Regions from separate parts of the Homo sapiens genome. Here region 1 is linked to region 2. Evidence: chromatin contacts called from ENCODE Hi-C data. All regions are on one chromosome and are shown on one strand. Each heading gives the region's core, a stretch centred on a gene start or an enhancer-like site at or near the end of the contact. The rest is flanking DNA. Distances are from core to core; before and after follow the strand shown. Region 1 has its middle 56 kb from the start of MIR4642. Region 2 has its middle 130 kb from the start of RUNX2-AS1.

What was found. Hi-C counts contacts between places; a loop is a spot of excess contacts on that map. Pooled maps may share reads with other maps.
Region 1: a loop to region 2 is called in a map of right cardiac atrium, with 4 times the contacts of the local background. The contact joins two enhancer-like sites. A Hi-C loop is called at or near these places in 3 of 168 maps with a recorded cell type or tissue (heart right ventricle, left colon and right cardiac atrium) and 2 of 50 pooled maps.

The regions. Positions count from the first base shown.
Region 1 is chr6:44,488,544-44,495,481 of GRCh38, reverse strand. No RefSeq gene overlaps it. Among named protein-coding and RNA genes, the nearest start is that of MIR4642, 56 kb to the right of the region's middle. Within about 2 kb of position 5,106, at least 8 of the 41 ENCODE cell types and tissues checked have a DNase peak (open chromatin) inside an H3K27ac peak, as active enhancers do.
Region 2 is chr6:45,705,568-45,712,742 of GRCh38, reverse strand. No RefSeq gene overlaps it. Among named protein-coding and RNA genes, the nearest start is that of RUNX2-AS1, 130 kb to the right of the region's middle. RefSeq lists a silencer at 6,180-6,229. Within about 2 kb of position 2,127, at least 4 of the 41 ENCODE cell types and tissues checked have a DNase peak (open chromatin) inside an H3K27ac peak, as active enhancers do.

The sequences.
Region 1 (6,938 bases), core at 3,857-6,356, 1.2 Mb after region 2:
AAAGGGGAGCTGCCCAGGCTGTTGTCATGGCAACAATTCTATGCTGCACCTTCCCTTGATGGTTTCAAGTGTCTTTTCTTCTCTCCACAAAACCCCGCATTCTCAACGACTGTTTTGGAAGCCAAAAGCTGGAACAGCAACTGTTTCTTTCCCTTCGTGTCCTGCTCAATCAATCCTCACCAATGAGGCTGGGTGGACTCACAGGAGAAGGTCCAGTGCCCGGCAGGAGGAAGGAAGTTCAGACCAAGAGCTCACAAGATGAACTCACCCTTCCTTTCCTGAAACAATTTTAGAGCTGGGAAGAACCTCAGAGGCTATCCTCTCTAACCCTCTCGTTTCATACGCGAGGCTCAGGGAGGGAAAGTGACTTGCTCAGGGTCACACAGAAGATTGGTGACTAAGCTGGGGCTGCGACCTGGCCCCAGCACTGCCCCAAAGTGAGAAACACACTTGACCTAGCATTGCTGCCTGTGGCTCTCTCCACAAGCTAGGTGGAGAGGGTCACTCTCTCTGCTGTGGGTTTTTTTTTTTTTTTTTTTTTTCATTATTCTATCATCTCATCTATGCTGCATCAATGTCAACGTCTTCATTCCTCCTTCTGAAACACGAGCTGTGTGTTGGTCAGCGTGGGCTTATTCTGTGGGAAAAAGCCACCCCCAAATCTCAGTGCTTTAGCCCCTACAAGATTATGCTTCTCTCCTAAATCCCTCCCAAGTGGGAAGTGAGTCTTCCATGAGCCATGTGTTTGAGTCCTGGTAATGTCTGCCACAGCCCATGACAGAGCCCGTGTCTTCACTGTGTGTGACATATAAAGTCACTTGGTAACTACTAGAACGTGCAAACAAACAAATGACACAAAACAAGAAAGGATCGGAGGGGACAAGGGAGGGATGAGATTTCTCCCTGGGCCTGACTCTCCTCTGCTTGGTGTTATTTAACCCTCAGGAATCGGGAGAGTAGAAAGAGCCAGAGACTCAGAGTCCAGAGGCATGTGGTAAGCCCCCACTCGGCCACCAACCCGGTTGTGTAGCTTTAGACATGTCATTTCCCTTAGCTGGACAGTTCTCCTACCAGTAGAGGACACTGTGGGGTTATTAGAAGATAAGTCCTAAGGTCTCTGACTGTTGTGACATTGTCCATCCCATACACCACCAGGAAGAACCCACAGGACCAGCCCTGGCTGTGTGAGTGAGCAGTTGCCACTTTAATGGAACAAATTCAAGTTCAAAGACACGCCTTAGAGAAAAACGACCCAAAGTCCATATATCGTAGACTCTGAGTTAATCACCATTATGACTCAAGAATTCCTAAAGGTAATGTCAAAAATATGTTCTTTGTCTCAAAAGGATAGGCATTATTTAAAGAGGCACTGGAAGTTGTACCCTCTCCGGGCCCAGCTCCTCGGGGCAATTCTGTACCAGGCCCAACACCATGTGCTTCATATAACTTTTATTATTTAGTCCTCACAACCCCTTGAAAGCAACTGTAATTTCTCTCATTTTGCAGTAAGAAACTGAGGCTCAGAAAAGTTAGGCTCACGCACTGGGCAAGTGTGATTTGAGCCCCTACTGGGTGCTGGCATTGTTCTAGGCTCTAGGGTTATTTCTGTAAACAAAACAGATCAAAGTCTCTGCCCCCTGGAGACAACATTCTAGCGAGAAGACAGTACTAAATATTCAGTTGGTGCAAAAGTAATTGCGGTTTTTGCCATTACTTTGAATTACTTTGAATACACCCCTATCACCCTTCCCTGCTTCTCCAAACGCTATTTTTCACTCGATCTTAGCCAAAAGGCCGAGAAGCCATCAAATGCTATTTTTCTTCATAGTATTTACCAACCAGTGGGTCAGGTTGCCAAGCTGCCACTGGTTGGCAAATGCTATGAAGAAAAATCGTTTGGAGAAGAAGGGAAGGGTGATAGGAGTGTATATAGCAAGGCAGGTGGGAACAAGAGGAGGGGCTTCACTCGGGTGTCACCTGCATCAGGACTGTGCAGGGGTGACAGTGAGAGCCATGCGGCCACGTAGAGAAGGGTGTTTCTGCAAAAATGTGCTGTAAATGCAGGGCCTGAGGCTGCACAGAGAAGCAACCATGAGGCAGGTGCCCCCAGAATAAAATGAGCAAGGGGGAGGACAGTAGGAAGTGACGTCAGAGAGGGACAAGGCTAGAGGGAGCAGGGCCTGAGTGCAACGGAGGCCTCTGGAGGGTTCTGAGCAGAGGAGAGGCACAGGCTAACTTGGTTTTTGTCAGGATCCTGCAGGCTGCCATATCTGTGTAGAAGCAAACTGAAGGGTGTGGTTAAGAGGGTGAGAAGGCCAGATGTGGTGGCTCATGCCTGTAACCCCAGCACTTTGGGAGGCTGAGGCGGGCGGATCACCTGAGGTTGGGAGTTCGAGACCAGCCTGACCAACACGGATGAACCCTGTCTCTACTAAAAATACAGAAATTAGCTGGGCATGGTGGCACATGCTTGTAATCTCAGCTACTCGGGAGGCTGAGGCAGGAGAATCACTTGAACCAGGGAGGCAGAGGTTGCAGTGAGCTGAGGTTGTTTCATTGCACTCTAGCCTGGGCAACAAGAGTGAAACACCATCTCAAAAAAAAAAAAAAAAAAAAGAGGGTGAGAAATAAAAGTGGGGGCTTAGGCTAGAGCAACAGCAGTGGAAGTAGGAGATACAGGGAGGAAAAAAGCCCAAGTGTTTCTCCTGCTCACTACTCTCATGCAACACAACACTCTGACACCAGATTCTCCAGCGGATGCCAGCAGGTGTCCTCTAATTCAATTCATTTTTGACACCATCTACCTGGGGGTAGCATCAGATCCCACAGGGTGAGTGCTCAGCCCTTCAAGACTGCCCCAACTTCAGACACCAGTCACAATTAGTATACTGTCACCCACACTTCTGACCAGCGAGTTATAAATTGCGGCTTTCCATGACCCCTTCCTTAGGTTCAATTAATTTGCTATAACAGCTCACAGAATGCAGAGAAACACAGTTGCCATCAAGAAAAAAAAAAAAGAATGCAGAGAAACACTTTACTTACTGTCTTAGTCCATTTGCATTGCTATAAAGGAATACCTGAGACTGGGTAATTTATAAAGAAAATAGATTTACTTTGGCTCATAGTTCTGCAAGCTGTTCCAGAAGCATGGTGCCATCATCTGCTTCTGGCGAGGGCTTCAGGAAGCTTCCAATCTTGGCAGAAGGAGAAAGGAGGTGGGCATCATATGGTGAGTGGGGAGGAGGTGCCAGGCCTTTTTAACAATCAGATTTTGGGGGAACTAACAGAGCAAGAAGTCACTCATTACTACGAGGGCGAGGAAGGCACGAAGCCATTTGTGAGGGATCCACCCCCATGATGCAAACGCCTCCGACCAGGCCCCGCCTCCAACATTGGGGATCAAATTTTAACAAAATGTGAAGGGGACAAATATCCAAACTCTATCACTTATGCTTACTGGTTTCTTAATAAAAGATACAGATGAACAGCCAGATGGAAGAGATGCACAGGGCAAGGCATGTGGGAAGGGGCACAGAGCCTCCATGCCCTCTCTGGGTGCACCATCCTCCAGGCACTTGGACATGTTCAGACCTCTGGAAGCTCTCCCAACCCGAGTTCTTTGGGGCTTTTTCAGGCTTCATTACACAGGCATTATTGATTGCTTCATTAGCCATTGCTGATCAACTCAACCATCAGCCCCTCTCCCTTCTCCAGAGATGGGGGTGGGGCTGAAAGTCCCAACCGTCTAATCCTGCCTTGGTCATTCTAGTGACCAGCTCCCATCCTGAGGCTATGCAGGGGCTGCCAGCCATGGGGGGTGGGGAGGACAAATATGTATATTATTAGAAATCACAATATCACAGGAAGTGATGAGGAGTGGATATATTCTGGATATAGTTTGAAGATAAATGCACAGCGTTTGCCTACAGATTGGATGTGAGTATTAGAGAAAGAGGAAAGTCAAAGATGACTTCAGGAAGTCTTTGGTCTGGCAACTGGGAAGATGGTGTTCTGGTTACCTCTTGCTGTTTACAAACTACCCCAAAACTTAGTGGCTTAAAACAAGCATTTATTTTGCTCATGATTTTGTGGGCCAGGAACTAGGAAAAAGCTTGGCTGGGTAATTTGTCTCTGCTCCATGTGACATTAGCTGGGGAGGCTGGGGTGAAGATTCTACTTCCAAAATGGCGCCCCCCACACACACACATGCAGCACCTGGGCGCTTCCTAGAATCTTAGTCTCTCTTTCTCTTTCTCCCTCCCCAGCCCCATCCCCTTCTCTACTGTCTCATCCTCTAGGGCTCCTCTATGTGGCTTGGGCTTCTCACAGCACGGTGGTCCTTGGATAGTCCCACCTCTTACATAGGGATGGCTGGCTTCCAGGTGGAAGTAGAAGCTGCCAGGCTGGTTAAGGGCTGTGCCCCAAACTGGCACCACATCACTTCTACCCTACTGTATTATTCAAAGCAGTCACAGGGCCTGGCCTGTTTCAAGAGGATGGAAAAATTACCTCTACTTCTTGATGGGAAAGTGGCAAGGTCACACTGCAGAAGGACATGTGAGATGAGGGATATTACTGTGGCCACTTTAGGAAAATACAATCTGGCACTGATGAAGTTAGCATTTTGTAAGATGGGGAAGACAGCAAGGGGTGGAAGAAGGGGAGATCAGAGCTCAGTTTTAGGCAGGTTGAGTCTAAGAAGCCCAAAGGTTACCTAACAGTGATGGAGAATGAGGTCCCAAACCTGCCTTCAGCTACCTACCAGCCCACCCACCCATCCGCGGGGCCTTTTTAGGACAATCAAGACCTCTGCAGTTGCCCTTTCAGTGGCTGAACTGTTTCAGAGAACGTTTATAGCTTTCTGCTGGGGAGGACAGGAGAATGGAAATAAAAGGGGAGATGAAGACAGCTTCCTCCCAGACAATGGCAGGCCATTTGTAGTTATCATAAACCCAGCTGCTGGCTCCATCCAAGGCCCCAGCACCAAGGTGTTGTGAGAAAGGCTCTGAGTCAATGAGAGGCAGCTGGTTGAAGCATTTCCCAGTTTTTCATATGACTCATAAATTTGTTACATGGTGAGGAAATTCCCTGAAAGCTTTTTGGCAGTCTCATCCAGTCTGACCAGTAGCTAAGAAACACATAACCTTCCAGTTAAGAAAAGGAAAGAAAACACATAAGGCTTTGACTCGGGGCTTAAATGGAGGGTCACTTTAAAAGCTTTCCTTCCACTGAGTTCACAACAGCTTTCTGGGAGAGATCAGGGATTTATTTGGAAGGTTTGTAGTTGCAACAGCCTCCAAGCTGGAGATAGATCATAGGGGTGTCTGTGTGTGTCTATGTGTATAGGCACACGCCTCGAAGACCAAGCCCCTGCCTGGGGCAGACAAAAAGAGACAGGCTCCCCTGGCAGGTCTTTCTCTGAGTGCTGAGAAACGCATGGCCTTCTCCCCAGACACACAGATGGTCAGGCCCACACCTAGCAAAGTCAGGGCCGGGATGCAGCAGAGCTGGGAAGTCAGCCCCATCTCTCCTGTCACTGCCACCGAACACTGTCCACCTTTGGGGCTCATGTGACAGAACAGAGGAGTACAGAAGCCACCGGTCCCTTTCCTCACAGCACAACTTTAGACAAACTGCCCACGGATTAGTTAGAAGCCAGGATGACGGTTACCTTTGAGGACAGTGGGACTAGTATCTAGGAGGGACACAGGGGCGTTTCTGGGGCACTGGTGACATTCTCTTTCTTGTTCTGGGCAGTGGTCAACAGACATGTTCACTTTGTACTAATCCATTGACGTGTTCACCAAATCTAGTGATTCTTTTTTCTTTTTCTTTCTTGTTTTTTGTTTTTGTTTTTTGAGACAGAGTCTCTCACTGTTGCCCAGGCTGTAGCGCAGTGGCATGATCATAGCTCACGACAGCCTCGACCTCCCAGACTCAAGCGATCCTCTTGTCTCAGCCTCCCAAGTAGTTAGGACCACAGGCATGCACCACCAAGCCTGGCTAATTTTTTAAAACATATTTTATAGAGACCGGGTCTCACTGTTGCCCAGACTGGTCTTAAACTCCTGGGTTCAAGCGATCCTCCCACCTTCGCCTCCCAAAGTGCTGGGATTACAGGTGTGAACCACCATACATGGTTCTCTTGTTCTTTTTTAGGCAAATTGCATGCTATTTAATATCTTGGCAGCATATGACTCTGTCAACCAATCTCTTCTCTCAGCTTGCAGGACATGGCTTTCTCTAGATGATGTGTTTACATTTCTATATGTGTGTGATACTTCAGTGAGCCTCAATTTGCTCATCTGTGAAATAGGGATGGTAGTAAACACCTCATGCGGGTGTGATAAGAATCAGAGACACAGATGGAAAGTGTCTGGGGCAATACCCCGACGTGGTAGACACTAGCACCGGCTGCAGCAACACATGACACCGCGTGTTTACATGTTGACCCCCTGTGATGTGACAAGATTGTCACAGTAAGCCATGGCTTCTTCCCTGCCCTCTCATCTACTCTTAACCATTATCCCCAGGGTCCTGCTAGTTATTTGGCATTTGTATGCTTTTGATGGGTTGGAGTTTCAGAATTAAAATTACTAGATCAAAGGGTTAGAAAAAGTAAAAATTTGTATATACTGGTAGCTTAAGTTGCATTAAAAACAGGAACCCTGAAGACCCAGTGAGTGATGCCAACGTCTAATAAAAAGCAGTAAGAACATCCCAGTGGAAGAAACTTCTTGTGCAAAGCAAGGAGGTCCAGAAGCAAGGAAGAGATAGAAAGGCACACAAGCAACAGGAGAACCTCAGTGAGAACAGAAGTGGTGGGACACGAGGGCAGACAGGTAACCCTACAGTTCCTGGTACAGGGTTTGGATTTTACCCGGAAGGCAGAGAGGAAGGCTCTGAGTTTTAAAATAAGTGTCAAGGCTGGAACT
Region 2 (7,175 bases), core at 878-3,377:
ACACAAAGAGACTGCGTCTGTCTTCATCCTCACCATGATGACCCTTCATTTCAAGCAATGGAATATTTACAGCATCATAGTGGAGCTTGGGGTACAAGTGGGGCATGGTGCTGATAGCCCTGTGTTCGGTGGGACACTGCCCTGGTGGTGGCAACTGGTGCATGCTTCAGTTCTCCTCCTTGATCCTCAGCCACGCTCAAGTCGGTGTTTGCTGCGCAACTCAGCGTCGCTGCTGCCCCTGCTAATGAGAATTACATTGTCATGTAATAAGTACCTTCCTTGAGTCCATGAAAATAAAAAAAAAGTCTTAAAAAGAAAGGAAGAGCATCATTTCCACGTTTGAGGACCTCAAGATTGGTTAGAAATTAACTATGACACCTGCCCCAAGTGGTCAAGATGTTGTCCAATAATAAGTTGTCACCAGGCTGGGTGCAGTGGCTCACGCCTGTAATCCTGGGATTTCGTGAGGCTGAGGTGGGTGGATTGTCTGAGCTCAGGAGTTGAGACCAGCCTGGGCAACACGGCAAAACCCCGTCTCTATCAAAATACAAAAAATTAGCCGGGTGTGGCAGCATGTGCCCGTAGTCCCAGCTACTTAGGAAGCCGAGGCAGGAAAACTGCTAGAACCCGGTAGGCAGAGGTTGCAGTGAGCCGAGATCGCACCACTGCACTCCAGCCTAGGTGACACAATGAGACTCTGTCTCTAAAAATAAAAATAAAAATAAAAAAGTTGTCACCAATAATTGAAAAGTGGGCTAGTTTATTCATTCATTTCTAATCAAGCAGATGCCACAGTGTTATTTGATACTAACATCTGATCTTTGATACTAATATCTGACCTCTCACTTCAAAAATTGGGAAATATTTCTTCACATGGTTCCTCTGACACCGTGAGCCAATGGCCTCTTGCTGGGCACTCATGAGGTATAGAGCCTAACATTATTAGCTTAATAATAACAACTTTTAAAAACCTAGAGAACAATAAAATGAATAAAGTGCCTCAGATATTGCACTTAACTCCGTTCCCTAAGTCAGCAGCTACAACAATGCTGGTTTGAGTTGATTGATCCAGTTCATGGGCAGACCTGAAGCCGGCTCAGCCCCACATTTAGGTAAGATCCGAGGGGCGCCAAGAAACTTACCCTTGGTGGTGGCATTCCAGTAAGTTATTCATATTTTGAGTGAAGGGAGTGGGAGTTTGGAGCTTTGTTTGTTTTACCTTTTTGTAAAGCAGTGGAAACCCTCTTTCAAACAAAATCTCTGAGGGCCCCTATGTAGACGATACTAGCGCATTCTTAAGTAGTATTTACTGTATGCCAGATGTTTTAACTCATTTAGTCCAACAATTCTACAAGGTAGATACAGTGTGCTGTTACTGTTCATACTTTACAGATGGCAAAATTAAGGCACAGAGAAGTTAAATGATATGCCCAACATCACACAGCTGTAGGTGCTAGAGCTGGGTTTCCATCCTGCCTGGTCTGGCTCCAGAGCCCACCCTTTCATAGATCACACTGTGTGACCCCAGTATAGAGTGTTTTTAAGGAGGCGTATAAAATCAGAACAGCTCTGGCTGGAGCTCTGATAGAGGGCGGAGGGTTCCAAGCTTTCTATAGTGACCCTCAGGTACATCCAAGGAAGATGAGGACTTCAGGAAACCAGTGGATTAAGACTTTATCTACCTAAGATCACTTTAAGATCACATTTACTTCTTGAGGAGTAACAAATTAGTGCATTAGTAGGAATCTATTTCCAATTACCAGGGTCTTTAGAGAATGAAACTTAGGTAAGTGGTGACTGGGAGTCCCTGGCTACAGGGCAGGGATATGGAGAGCACACGGGTAGAGGGAGTGCTGGACTCGAGTCTGGACAGTAGGAGGGGAGGGGGCTGAGAGAGGCAGTGCCTCCAGGACAACCAAGCCTCTACTTGACAGGCAAGCTGGAGGTCAGGCTAACAGCAGTGCTTGTGACCAGTATTTGAAAGGGCCTCCGGGCAAGCCACTCTCTGGGTGCTGAACACTAAACAGCAGGTTGGTCCCTGGCAGAGGCATAGCGTGACCAGAGCCGTGGGGGTGGGTGAGGAGAACAGTCTGACGTGAGAGTGTCAGGGCTCCCCCCATGAGGTGACACTCAAAGTTTCAGTTTTTATCTTGATAAAAAGTTTGCAATTTTCACAATTGCAGAACAAATAGAACCATGACTCATATTTCACAATTTGCCTGGCAAATTCACTATGTGATCATGTTTCTGACAACTGCATGTTTTCCAGGGGTGAGGGGACATCAGGATAGAACATTTGGCCCGAGGGGCATGTTATAATGGGGGACAGTGGGACACACATTGCCCCCACTTCATGTCTTAGGTTCAATACCAGAAGCCAGTGATTCATGCTGTGCACAGGTCTCAGTGGACCTGGGAGTACATCACAAATTCTGAGGTATCCATGTGTATATTTTACTGTCTGATTTTTAATCATCTCTGAGCCACATTTTCATCCTCTGGAACTTCACGGGATAAATTACTTGAGGTTCATCATTTAAAAATTTTTTTTGAAATTTGAATAGCATAAGTTTGAGTAGCAACTTTCAAGATAATGTAATTTAAGAGATGATGATACACGTGATGAAATGTGACACTTTAAAGGAACAATTAAAACACCCATTGAAACTGAAAAACCAGAGTTTCGCCCTCCGGTTTCTAACTAAGGAATTGAGTCAGAAGTTCTGTAGTCTTCTGTGGAAGAAATAGACATGAGGGCCAACTCTGTGTCACCCGTAGATAACACCTAGTACCACGTCAGCAGCATGAGATAATGAATTATTATTTGTCAAATGAATGATAAGTACATAGACGCAAATACATAAGCATACAGTCCACACCAGCTGAAATACAGGGCCCAGTCTTATTCTTAGGAATCATTTCCCTATTCAACATGCTAATAATATTTGTTCCTTTTTTTTTTTTTGAAACGGAGTTTCGCTCTTGTCGCCCAGGCTGGAGTGCAATGGCACGATCTCGGCTCACTGCAACCTCCGCCTCCCGGGTTCAAGCGATTCTCCTGTCTCAGCCTCCTGAGTAGCTGAGATTACAGGCTTGCGCCACCATGCCCAGCTAATTTTTTTGTATTACTAGTAGAGATGGGTTTCACCATGTTGGCCAGGCTAGTCTGAAACTCCTGACCTCAGGTGATCCATCCGCCTCGGCCTCCCAAAGTGCTGGCATTATAGGCATGGGCCACTGCGCCCGCCCATTTGTTCCTTTTTAAATAAGCGTTGATTAATCTTGGAAACAAGGTTTATATAGACAGCAGAAACTTATCTTGCAATGGTTATATCTCACATTCGTTGAGCACCTTTTACTCAGATCCCTTGAAATGGTCCAATTTTTGATTCTCAGAGCACTAGTGGGCTGTTAAGCCCCAAGGTAACTGTGATATTTTCCCATATCTCCCAAACCACCCAGTGTGGCAAGTGTAATTTTGTTCATTTTAGGAGATGAAGAATTGAGAGACATCCAAGCCACAAAACAGGAAGGGACAGAATTGAGATCCTAGGCCAGGTTAAGCCCAATGCCCGTGGTCTTTATATCAAGGGCTAACAGCCTTAGTGAAGATGGGGGTGTCTGCCTGCCCCTTCTGCAATGTCAGTACCGTGAAGGCTCATTGAACCTCAGTTTTCATCATGTAGAAATTTGACCCCTTCAGTGCTGCAAGGGCCTCCCAACAGGTCCCAAGTCCATGCTTATTCCCACCCAGGCTGCCCCCCACCTTCAGCCAGAGTGATTGCAAGTCTGGTCAGGTCACTCCCTTGTTGAAAACCCTTTAAGACTGCCCATTACATTCAGAATAAAGGCCCAAATCCCCACATGCCAAAAGCTCCTACCTGACCAGCCCTGTCCACCCCTTTGGGCTCCCCTGCTTCTGCCCAAGCCCTCTGCTCCCCAGACATGGGAATCACTTTCTCCTTCCTGTCACAGGGCCTTTGCATATGTTGTTCCATCTCCCAGAGGGTTCTTTCCCACCACAACACCTTCCGCCTTTCTCTTGTCTTAGCTTAAATGTCCCTTCCTCAGAGAGGCCCTTCATGATGACCTTCTGCAGTGCATTCCAGAGCACCCAGCACCCATCTTTCATTTCACTCATCACTGTTAGATCAGGATAATGGTTTACATAATTGTTTGTTTCATGTCTGTTTCACACATTGCCCAGAGGAGGAGGTATGAATTAAATAATACCTGTGAGGGCAGGAACTCTGTCCATCCCACTTATGTCTATGTTTATTACCAGTGTCTGCTTCAGCACCGGACATGTAGGAGATGCTCAATAGATGCTTATTCCATCCATGAGGCAATTCATCACCAAATCAGGACGCTGCTAATCTAGTTTTAGGCCCAAGATCTTGTAATCTCCAAGCATGTTTACCATCTGATATCTGATTGGTTCTGAGTTTTATCAGAACCAATGTGTGAGAAGCTGGTGGAGCTGAAGTGTAACATGCATTACAGGAAACCACTTACCACTCTGGGATCCCCTCTCCCCACTATGTTTTAATAAGCTTAATAATAGCGACAGCTAACATTTATTAAGTGCTATGTTCTCACCAGTACCTTAAGAGACTTTCATACAACCTAAGTCCACATGGCATGATCTTTTTAACTTAAGCCAGATCCTGTCCAAGCTCTGTTCATCTCCAGAGGCTCCATCTCACTTACAGTAAAAGCCCAAGTTCCAGGCATGGCCTGTAAGGCTCAAAGGGTTTGCTCCTCTCTGACCTCATCCTCAGCACACTCTGCCCATTTCACCGGGCTCCAGCCACACCAGCAGCCTCCCTGAAGCTCCTAGAATACACCTGACAGCTTCCCCACAGGGCCTGTGTGCCTTCTGTACCCTGGGCACGAAATGCTCCTGCCCCAGATCGATGCAGTTCTGGCTCTATCATATGCTTTAAATGTCATCTTCTCCACGGGCCTTCTCTGACAGCCATCCTGTACTCCCTCAGCCCCTTTCTTGCTACGTTTTTCTCCATCACATACCACCATCTAATATACCACTGCTATTACCTGTCTGCTCATTCATTGTCTGCCTGCCCCCTCTGCAATGTCAGTGCCACAAAGGCAAGGATTGTTGCCTATTTAGTTCACTGCTGTGTCCCTAACTGCCTGGTGCATACAAGGAGCTCAACAAATGCACATTCCATGAGTAGATGTTCTCATTTCGTCCTGACATTAATCCTGAGAGATACACACATCACCCAAATACCTTCCTTGCCACCTTTTCTGCCAAGTCTACTACTGCTCCTGTACTTTGCTCACTGGTGGCAGAAAAGACAACCAGGAAACTCAGACCTCGAGACATTCTGGGTTCACACCCTCACCCCTACAAAGCCTGTCTGAAACAGGTGCCCTGTTTCAATTTCCCACTTCTCTAGTCTAGCCAGAAGTGAGTTTCCTTATGCATCAGTCATTCATTTGTACGTTGTTTTCCCGACATTTGCCAGAGACGGCGGCCCCAGGTGAATGAGGTAGGCCCCACCCTTGGGGAGCTCAGAACTGAAAAGCTACCTCCATCTCTCAATGGCCTCTTCAGATTCTTCCTGCTGCACCATTTTCCTGCTCATTTATTTTTCTAATTTCAAACATAGATTTTGTTACCTTTCAAAATATGAGGCATTTAAGAAAAGCAGCATTTTAAAATAGTGCTCATGGCTAGAACTGAGAGAGATTCTTTCACATCTCCCTGTCCCTACCTCCAGGGGCGAAAGAGGTGCAGCTTGTTCTCAAATAGAAAAATTCAGCATTTTTCCAAAGCAGGCAAGAGTTATGTTTCTGCACGTAGGACAGGTTCTGAGCCCTGGGATAGTGGTGAACTTCATCATTTTCATTTCAGATGCCATTTCTCTGGATTCTTTCCCCAGCCATGACTGCTCGGCATTGCTATTAAATCTTCTAAGCATTTTGCCCAATAAACACCCAAAACATGCTTTTCACCCTTGCACCCACTTCCTGTCCTGCATCTACCTCTCCATCCCTTCCACTAGCTTCACATCTCTGTTGTTTTCAAAGTTGTCCCTTGTATTCTGGGCAACCCATTTCTTGTTTCATCAAACCATTCTGTTCTCAAGTCCCTTCCTCTCTTTAAATCCCTCTTCAACCATCAGCAAAATCTGCTGCTGCTGCTTCCTCACAAGGAGGGCCCCTCCACCTCGACACCCTGCCCTGAGAATCTGAAGGGGAAGGAGTAATAGTAGAACTGAAATTAAATGTCAGTTTCAGCTAACCTGAGCAAGGCACACTTTCACCAGAGGGGATCACAAAAGCAAGGGATGAGGACTGCTTGTCCTCTGCACTTATAGACTAGACTGTCAGGGTCAGCACCTGCTTCTGAATAGACAGGGTACGGACTTGCTTACCCACTCAGATTAGAGGAACTATCAGGGCACCATACACTCATTAGTTCATTAATGCAGTCCTTCACGCATGCAGCAAATAGTGATTGCAAGGTTTATTTCTTTGACTGCTGGAGGTTTTATAGTCTTTCAGAATGCCGTATTACATTGCAAATATTCTTGAGGGGTCTTATGTCTTTTTGAATGAAATTTAATTTGATACAATTCAGTTCGTCCATTTGAACTTCCATAGCATTTTGTGACATGGAAAAGAACACTGGACTAGGGTGAAAGAGAACTAGAGAAAAATCCAGCCTATTCTACTTACTGGCTGATTAACACCAGGAAAGTCACCTGACTTCTTCAAGCCTCAGTCTCCCTCGTCCATTAAATGGATGTGATACCAGCTACCCTACCTATATCATGGGAGTTCTGTATCCCATGTACAATCAGCAATCAGCAAGATGCCTGATATACAGTGGCCTTTCCAAAAACATAGAGGAAACTGAAGAGATTCCAATTAAAATCAATCCGTGGTAACAAAGGGCCTTTTTGTTGAGTCAAGCATTACAGAAATGAAAGCTTCATCTCTACTTAACAAAATTTTGTGCATCCTTCAAGGCCTAAGTGAAATGCAGTTTTATTCATGAAGTGGTCCCTCCCTCCAACCCCAAGACAGAAAAGAGCCAAGGAGATTGAGTGGCATCTGGGACATAAGGCCACACCTAGGAAGTGCAGCTCCCTGGAGCAAAGCTCTTGAGAGTTGCCAGGAGAAGGGATTCACTGCAGAAA